2 separate regions of the Homo sapiens genome follow, and region 2 is linked to region 1. Evidence: read pairs that join two places in POLR2A ChIA-PET (ENCODE). Cell type or tissue: GM12878. All regions are shown on one strand. Each heading gives the region's core, and the rest is flanking DNA. Links, peaks and the distances in the headings are about the cores only. Region 1 overlaps NR6A1 (nuclear receptor subfamily 6 group A member 1). Region 2 overlaps DENND1A (DENN domain containing 1A).

Evidence for each region. Peaks named below come from ENCODE experiments on the same cell type or tissue, not always from the same donor. Only the 100,000 strongest peaks of a DNase experiment are listed, where the experiment ranks them.
Region 2: POLR2A ChIA-PET joins it to region 1 with 5 read pairs; 1 of 35 experiments calls an interaction of 5 or more read pairs at or near these places.

The regions. Positions count from the first base shown.
Region 1 is chr9:124,762,768-124,767,160 of GRCh38, reverse strand. All of the region lies in intron 1 of NR6A1 (nuclear receptor subfamily 6 group A member 1), which reads left to right. LOC124900274 (a long non-coding RNA gene) reads left to right here. Exons shown (of 2, transcript XR_007061773.1): 1 at 1-4,393. Among named protein-coding and RNA genes, the nearest start is that of NR6A1, 6.3 kb to the left of the region's middle. In GM12878, for the core only: a CTCF peak has its summit at 2,158; no DNase peak of the experiment used is centred there; H3K27ac peaks cover 1,285 bases.
Region 2 is chr9:123,677,267-123,681,659 of GRCh38, reverse strand. All of the region lies in intron 5 of DENND1A (DENN domain containing 1A), which reads left to right. Among named protein-coding and RNA genes, the nearest start is that of MIR7150, 190 kb to the right of the region's middle. RefSeq lists an enhancer at 2,060-2,139. In GM12878, for the core only: no CTCF peak of the experiment used is centred there; a DNase peak (open chromatin) is centred at 2,129; H3K27ac peaks cover 1,966 bases.

The DNA of each region.
Region 1 (4,393 bases), core at 218-4,217:
GTTTCTCATTCCCTACTTTTTTCCTAGGGTTTTGGGGCAAAGGTGGAAAATAGAGTTTAGATTAAAATACCACATTTTAGAATAGTAGAGGATGGTAGGTAGAAATGCCAACTGTTGCTGTAACATTGGTAGAGGAAGTTTCTTATACCACCCCTAGTGTTTGTTGTGCAAGTTGGCTTTAAATTGCTAATGATGCTTGCATGTTTTGGAGCTTGGAGCTGTGTTTCATTTGTGTTAGTGGGAAGATTTACCACTTCATTTTTATAATTGGGTAGATATTATTTATTGGTTATGTTGAAAAATTGGTTTGTTAATGAATTGTGTTCAGATGGCAACTTCTAGCTTAAGAATTGCATAAAGCCAGGATAGATTCTCCCACATTAGGAGACTTCATTGTCAGCAAATTCATCGAGATCTTTGGGGCTGGTCATAATCTTTGCTTCTTAAGTTTATTTTTGATTTATAGCCAAATTAATGACACTTTTCTGTTCAGTATTTTTCCATGCATAATAATTAAGTTGAAAGTGACACTTGAGAAGATGTGTTTTAGAGTAAATTTTACATTGTTGGGTCAGTCTGTTTTTTTTAAGTAGGACAGTAAAAGTGCCTTATTTCATGTGTAAAAACAGATTCTAGTCATGTGGGAAAAAGGTCAGAATTAGAAAAATCAAAGTTCTGAATCAACAGATAAACACGCTTGTATTTCAATAAAGAATAAATGTGCTTGAAACAGTTTTTAACAGAAGGTAGCTATCTAATCTGCCCACATAAGTAGTGATCTGATATACCCAACTCTTTGTAATACTTTGAGAGCATTTCCAAAACCAATTAAGTTGTGAAGGAAAATGTTTTTCACACTTCTGCATTAAGATCAACCTTAACTTTTTAATTAAAGTTTTTTCCTGGCTCAGGTAATTTCTTAAGGGTTTATGGATGCCTTCGATAACTAGGGTTCAGAAATACCAGAATTATTAAAAATGAGCAAGAAAGTGGTTTGGTACTGAGCAGGTAATTCTTTCTTGGGTATTGAGCTTTTTAGAGCTTAAGTTTCAGATTCAGCTGAGCTTAAATTTAAAAAACGTCTCTAGATGTAACTTTGATATACAGTATTTCTAGAATCCAGCCCAGTCTTTTGTTCATTGATTGTTTTCCAACATGGCTTGTCTTTAAGAAAAAGACAAGGGTGTTAGACTGTAACACCCTTAGTAAGTAATAGAAAATCAGAAGAAAACCACTGTGAGATGTCTAACCTGTTTTTCAGTATGGCGGAGAAATAGCCACAGGAAAAAGAGGAGAGCATCATTTGAAAGAATAAAACATTTCCTACGGTATTTCGTTCTTCATTCTTTGTTACCTGCTATTAAACAGCAGCCTTTGTAGAAAAGCTTCTCAAAAAAACCCAGAGTTTTTTCAGTGGTTACAGTTATTTAAATAAGACTTTACTAGTGTAACCCGGTAATTCTAATTAACAGTGATTTAGTTTGGGAGCGGACCAGGATTTCCTCAGCCGGCTGCTGGGGAGCTGAATTGCTTTTTTCCCCACCCCCAGCTGCACCAAATCTTTTGATCCCCAAGCTACAGTGGTTGTCATTTGAGAAAGCAAACTGAGAGAAAATACGTTGTGAAAATAGCCTACTTTGAAACTTCATTTGCATTTTGGAATTTTTGTTCTTAAAAAAATTATAGGAATAATTGAACTCCCAAATTTTTATCTTGACAGAAGCAAACTGGCCAAATTCTTACGTCTAAATAGAAAATTCCTGGATTTCCTAAAATTTTTTTGCTTTAAAAATTTCGGGGGCTGTTTTAATATTGACAGTCACGATTTCAAAAGAGAAATGATTCTAATTATAAATTCACAGGAGGGCTTCAAGTGTTCTGAGTTTCTTTAAGGAGTGTGTGTTTGGGACAAATAAAGTTATGCAATGGAGTAGTTTTCATTCAGGGTAGTTTGTGGTTTCTCCATCAGCATTATATAATCTCAAATACAGAATCACGGATTCTTACGTCTTATACTAAATAAACCATACAATTCGTTACATTAAGAATTAACTTTAAAAAAGTGTCTTTAAATGATGAGGCCTTTGGATTCTAATTGTAAACTCTACACCCTTCAATTTGTTTACACCAGAGAAGCTATTCAAGCATAAACCACAGATGGCAGTAGCAGTATATTTTTCTGTTTCTGGACTGATTCTTGCCTTTAAGTTGGTGTCAGTTCTATGGGCCCTGCTGATAAGTCAGCTGGCAGGTGTAATGTTTCTAAAACCAATTCCCTGGGCAGCAACATGTAATGTATTCAGGGAAACAAATCCAGGCATTTGATTTGAAGATATACTCTGTGGGTGGTTTGACCCAGAATAGTGACTTTGCACTCACTGCCCAAGTGAGAAATTATTTTAAAAATTTGGTAATAGTGATTAAGGGAGTTGTTAGAGTAATAGCTATAGCACATTGGAATTGTAGTGGTATTATTAGCAGAGAATGTATCTAACAGATATTTGCTTGAACAACTATTTGCATTGTAAACAATTTATAACTCATTAAAAATATACTCAAGATTCATATTTTGAGAGAGAAATGCACAACTAAATTCTTCATGTGAAAAAGATGGATAATCTTCCCAGCTTTTTATTTCCAGTTCCTCCTTACATTTCATAGAATCATGGATTTTTAGATCTGTGTATAAGAGCATTTTGGAGGTCTAAGAGTGGGTTCTGCTTGCTCTTCCAACCCATCATTGTAATGCCCAAATTTCTGTATTCTCTATTTTCTTCTAAAACACTGATGAAAAAAAGAGATGATTGATTAGATTTCCTGTGATATTTTATCTATGATGTTTCCTTCAGGTGTAATCCCATAGTTTAGAGCTCAGGAAACATTTTAGTAACAAATCTACCGCAAAATGAAGCATAGACTGAATCAGTGAAGGGAATAGCTTAACCAGATAGTTTTTTCTTTTCTTTTTTTTTTTTTTGTGATGGAGTCTCACTCTGTTGCCCAGGCTGGAGTGCAGCGGTGCGATCTCTGCTCACTGCAACCTCAGCTTCCTGGGTTCAAGCGATTCTCCTGCCTCAGCCTCCTGAGTAGCTGGGATTACAGGCATCCACCACCATGCCCAGCTAATTTTTGTGTTTTTAGTAGAGACAGGGTTTCACCATGTTGGCCAGGCTGGTTTCGAACTCCTGACCTCAAGTGATCCACGTGCCTCAGTCTCCCAAAGTACTGGGATTACAGACATGAGCCACCGCGCCTGGCAGTTTTCATTTTTAAAACTAGTTTTATTAATTCAAGTCCCCATTTCAATCATGAAGCTGTATGAAGCTGTATCACCTTGGAAGAATTAAAAATTCAGTCTTTTAATTCCTTATGCTCCACTGGATCAGATGCAATGTTCTTTTTATTATGGCTAATTCCAGTTTATCTAATTTAGTCTTTCTGTCACGAAAGAAAAGCTAGAAGACAGAACACTTCTGTGTAGCCTTATGTACTTTATCCCCCTTCCTCATCCCTTGCTTTTTAAAATTTATAAACAAATAATGAAGTAGTACTCAATTGTATTTTCTGTCATTCTTTGACCATTCATTACTATTGTTTGTTTCAAACTTAATCTCTTCCCATTTATTGAGTCCTTAAATTTATTTATGGTTGCATCCAAACCAGTGATTTTCAAAGTGTGGTCTGCAAACCTCTGGGGGTCCTTGAGACCCTTTCAGGATGTTCTTAAATATATTTTAATCGTAATGCTAAGACATCATTTGCCTTTTTTACTGTATTGACATTTACACTGATTTTGCAGAAACAATAGTGAGTAAAAACTGTTGGTCCCTTACCAGAAATCAAGGCACAAACTGTATTAGTAGTCATTATATTCTTCACTTCCATGCACTTGTATTTTTCAAAAAGACTTTTCCACTTAATGTCATCCTTGATGAAGCAGTAAAAATGATGATTAAATCTTGACCCTTGAGTACATGTACTTTTGATATTCTGTGTGACAAAATGGAAAAGTACATGCCAAGCACTTCTGGTGCAAACTAAAATGGTTGTTTTAAGACAAAGTGCTTGTGTGATTATGTTGTGATCTGAGCCAGCTACTTTTGTTCATGGAATACTTGAAATAATTAAACTATACTTGATTCAGCCTTGGGCATTTGGCAGACTATTTTTTTCTTAAACGAACAGTGAGTCTGTCATATCAAGGAAAACTGACAGTATTGGTTGCCAGTAAATAAAATTTGAGCTTTCAAGCAACAATTAGTTTTGGAAAACTTGTACTTGCCACTAAGAGCTTGACAGCTTCCCAATGATTAATGTCTTCTGATGAGATGGATGATGAAATAAATATGATTTTCGATGTTATGAAATGTGTCAACATTTTGAAAATCTGAAT
Region 2 (4,393 bases), core at 77-4,076, 1.1 Mb after region 1:
CCCACAGTTACATTCAGTTCCAGTTTGACACCGTGGGGTTCATTCTCATTCTTTCCCTAACTGGATTTGTAACTCTCTTCTGATAGTAAGATACCTGGTTCCCATTATATATTTACCAGCTTGGTCAGTCTTGATCTGTTCCTTGTTTGTAACCAGTGGCCCTCTGCTGCAGCCCCCTTCCTACACAGCGCCACCCTCCTCACCCTGTTTTTACAGTAGCATGTGCTACTGTTTGAACTGTGGCACCTTAGGCAGAGCTGCTGCTGCCCCTTCCTATCACGGACAGCATTCTCAACCACATGGACTCTGCCTCGCCTCCCTCCCCTCCCCCGACCCCCACTTTGGTGGAAGCCCTCCCACCCCTCAGGCTCTGACATCCCACATTGAACTGCCTTCCAGATGTTCTTTGTACTCTTCTGGGTTCTAATACCATTGCTGGTCAGGCCCTCCACTCCACATAGATGCTGTCTTTATCCCATGCCAGGTCTAACCCCTCCTTGCCCCCTTGAGTCATGAAACTCCAAGTCAGGCCTCCCCCATGAGACTCCCTCCTCATCCTGCTCAGACGCTGACTTTCCCTTACTAGGCCCCTCACTCTGCTTGGGCCCCAGCACACTATGCCCAATGACCCCTCAGTGGGACACCCTTCTCCTCCCACTTGGACTCTAACACCAGGTTGCCCCTTCGGGAGGACAGCTTCCTCCCCTCACCTGAGTCTGATGTCCTGCTGTGGACCAGCATTCTCCCAGGTGGTTGCTGCCTTCCTCGACTTGGTCAGCCTCTCCCACCATCCCTGTCCCCTGCTCTCTTCCATACCTACCTTGCCTGGTCCCATCTCATAGCTTTGAACTGAACTAGTAGAAAGAGGTGTCGGAGAGCTCTTAAAATTTTTTAATGGTTTTCTGTTTTAATACTTAAAGAAGTGGAATCCCTTTATATTCACGCTGAACTTACACAAGGCCAGTCATCCACGTGTACACAAACTCACCAGTTGGAGTGATTATCATCCCAAGTGGAGTGAGATTAGAAAAGGCAGTCCTCTGCTCTCAGTTCAGCTCAAGAGCCAGCAGCTCACCCGGTCGACAGATTTAGATGCAGGATGCTGTCATTCAGCCTGACCCCACAACTCAGGTTAACTACTTTGTGTTTACACAGACCATGTCCGCCATATTTGGAGGTAATTTAAGGGCTTTTTCAGGGTGATTTTGACTATGGGCTGTTGCTGCCATAAGTGCTGTCTTTAGAACCTGCCCTTGCCCTCCTTACAAGGGCCGGTGGGACCCCGGATCGGGAAGGCAGTGGGTGGAGGAAACTTCTCAAGTTTAAAACTTATTACCTCATATGAAACACAAGCCTCTCCATTTGACTCTCAGGCCTGGGAGTGAGGGTAGAGCCTGGGACAGAGTTACCTGAGCCACAGTGGGTGAGAAGGGAGAGAAGCCTGGATCCAGGCAGGTGCCTGGGGAGCAGGCTGTTCCTTTTCGCTTTTCTCTGTCTTCTGATTGGGTCATGATGATGCTCCATGATCATCTTCTACATCAGTCCGAAAGCCTAAACTAAATAAAGCACTTGGGAAGGACTTCCAGCTCCTTCCACCCAAACTGTTACTCTGTTGTGGGTGTGTCTCTTTCTGATGAGGACCATAGCTTTCTTGAGTGCAGGAGGACCCTTTGTGCCACAGCCTTGGACAGAGCCCACCATAGTCCCAACTGTGGTACTCCGCAGTGGGGACTCAAGCCGTCACACAAAGGCAGCAGGCAGAGGCGGACCACGGATGGTCGCACCCCGTTAGATGTCCAAGGTGGTGCAGTGTACTAGAGTGTTTGTTTCTGTCTTTGGACTGGGAAGGATTGTTTATTCAATGATGACAGACACACGCAGACTGGAGTGCAGGGTCCCTGCAGCCTCACCTGCAGCCTAGCAGGCCGCGCAAGCTGTTGTGGCGGCTCTAATGAAGCAGGACAGGAAACGCCGCTGGATAGAGCTCCGCTGTGAACCCTGGCCTCCCAACAGGGGAAAACAGGGGCCCTTTGAAGAAGAAGACAGCTGGGTTTCGGTTTCAAAACCTTAACACTGCCATCACTAGATATTCATCTGTGAGTGTACAGGGGACAACATGTGGGGAACAGTTGTGTCCGGTCAGGCCAAAGGGAGAAAGAAATGGCTGATTTCCAGGGTAACTGCAAAACTTCTTGTGGCCAGTGGTTCTGCTTAGCATAGCCAAAAAGAATTGACTTGGTGAGGCTGAGGCTGAGGCTGAGGCTGAGTGTGAGAACCAGGGTGCCATCTATAGTAGGCTAGGAGCTCCTTCCCACGTCACCTCCTTCATCCTCACAGCAGGTGACAACTTGGAGGCTGGAGCTTCTGTGCCCAAGCCACATTGGTCAGTTGAACCTACTCATCCAAAACTACTTCGATGGATTCTGTAGTCCTAAACTGTCAGAGCACCCAGCCTGCCCCATATCACTTCACCAAATATTTCTAAAATGATTCAGTTTTTCTCTTGTTTACTTGAAGTCACAGTTTTCTTGCAAGATTCTACTTCCCCTTCTTGCCTTTTCCCCCCTGCCTCCTGACTTTCAGTGGCTGGATTTAACTAGTGGTATTTTGCTTTCAGGAAAAAAAAAATTTGTAATCCTTGGTCAAATTTGTTTACTGAGTCGTCTAATCTGTGCAAGAGTTTTCTTCTGAGGGGATTTCTCGTTCATACTATAATGGCTTTTAACTCGGCCGAGGTTTATTTAACAGAATAGGAAAGGAGAAACTTATCTGCTCCCTAATCCCTCTTGAATGTTTACATTACTCTGCCAAAGTAAATGCTGTGCAAAGTGGCAGCAGTCATTTGCTATGTAATAGTCAATATGCAGCTGCCAGGGCTGATTGAAACATATTAACATAAGTGATAATACTGTCATAGAAGTGAAAAGTTAAGTTGCTTATCAGTATATTTTGATAAGCTACTTAAATTTTACAGTAGCATGTGCTGGCTTTAGACAGACGTTAATGACAGAGGACTGTGCACTTTATCTGTTCTCTTTGTTGCCTCTCACTTCATTTATTACCCTCAGTGGCGCAGCCGGTAATCTGTACAGGGTGCTGATTCCCCTCTCCCTGGCAGGATATCACATCTGTGCGCTACCTCGTGTCCATATCTGTCGGTATTGGACTCTGTTAGCACAGCAGGGCAGACATGACCAGGCCGGCAAGCGCTTGGTACAACCTTCTTCTCGCTTGCTGTTAGATGTAGCTTTGGAAAATTTCCTTCTAGAGAACAAAGCCGTTGAAAGTAAGTGGCAAAACTGCTTGGGGGTGTGGATACTTTTCAACAATTCCATAGGATGCGTGCACCCTTGCCGTCAGTCTTTGTCTGGCTTTATTTGCTCAGTAAACGCTGAGCACTGACGGTGTGCCAGGTGCCATTCTTGGCACCGGAAAGACAAAGTGAAGAAAGATAGGCCCCTTCCTCTCTGTTTGCATGTGGTCTGTTGAGAAAACAGACATGCCATTGAGGACTGCATCATGTGGGGAATGTTCTGAGAGCAGCATTCTCATGACCAGGGCAGCACAGAAAAGAGAGAATTAGGGCACATGAAGTGGGGATGGGGAGGGGGTGAGGGACAGTTAGGAGGATGAGTAGAAATCAGCTAGACTAGACCCACAGAGGTCTGGGAGAAAAGGGCCCAGTGTATGTAAGCCCAGGCAGGCTCAAAGATACCAGGACGTTCCGGAGTGAGAGGAGTGAGGGGAGCATATCTATGAGGAAGTAGACAGAGGACAACCAGAAAAGTGGGCAAGGGCCTGGCAGTGAAGAGCCCCAGAAGTCCATCCTAACAAATGTGGACTGGATCCTGGAGTGACGGACATCATTGCAGCAATTAAGTACAATGTGCGATGGAGATTTGCATTTTAGAAAAACCATTCTAAGAGCCGTGGCCAGGTGGCTCACGCCTATAATCCCAGCAGTTTGGGAGGCCGAGGCAGGCAGATAACCTGAGTTCAGGAGTTCGAGACCAGCCTGGCCAGTATGGTGAAACCCCGTCTCTATTAAAAATACAAAAATTAGCCAGGCATGGTGGCGCACACCTGTAGTCCCAGCTACTCAGAAGGCTGAGGCAGGAGAATCACTTGAACCAGGGAGGCAGGGGTTGCAGTGAGCCGAGATCATGCCACTGCACTCCGGCCTGGGTGACAGAGTGAGACTCCATCTCAAAACAAACAAACAAACAAACAAAAAACAAGCCACACAGAGTGGACCACAGGACTGAGGTCAGCAGCCAGTCTGCTCTGAGTGAAGGGGAGCAATGGCCAGGACCTGGTGGAGGGCAGTGGGGATGGGGAAGTGGAACTCATCTTGAAGTAGATAGAGAGATGGTGTGTGATGGGTAGAATGTCT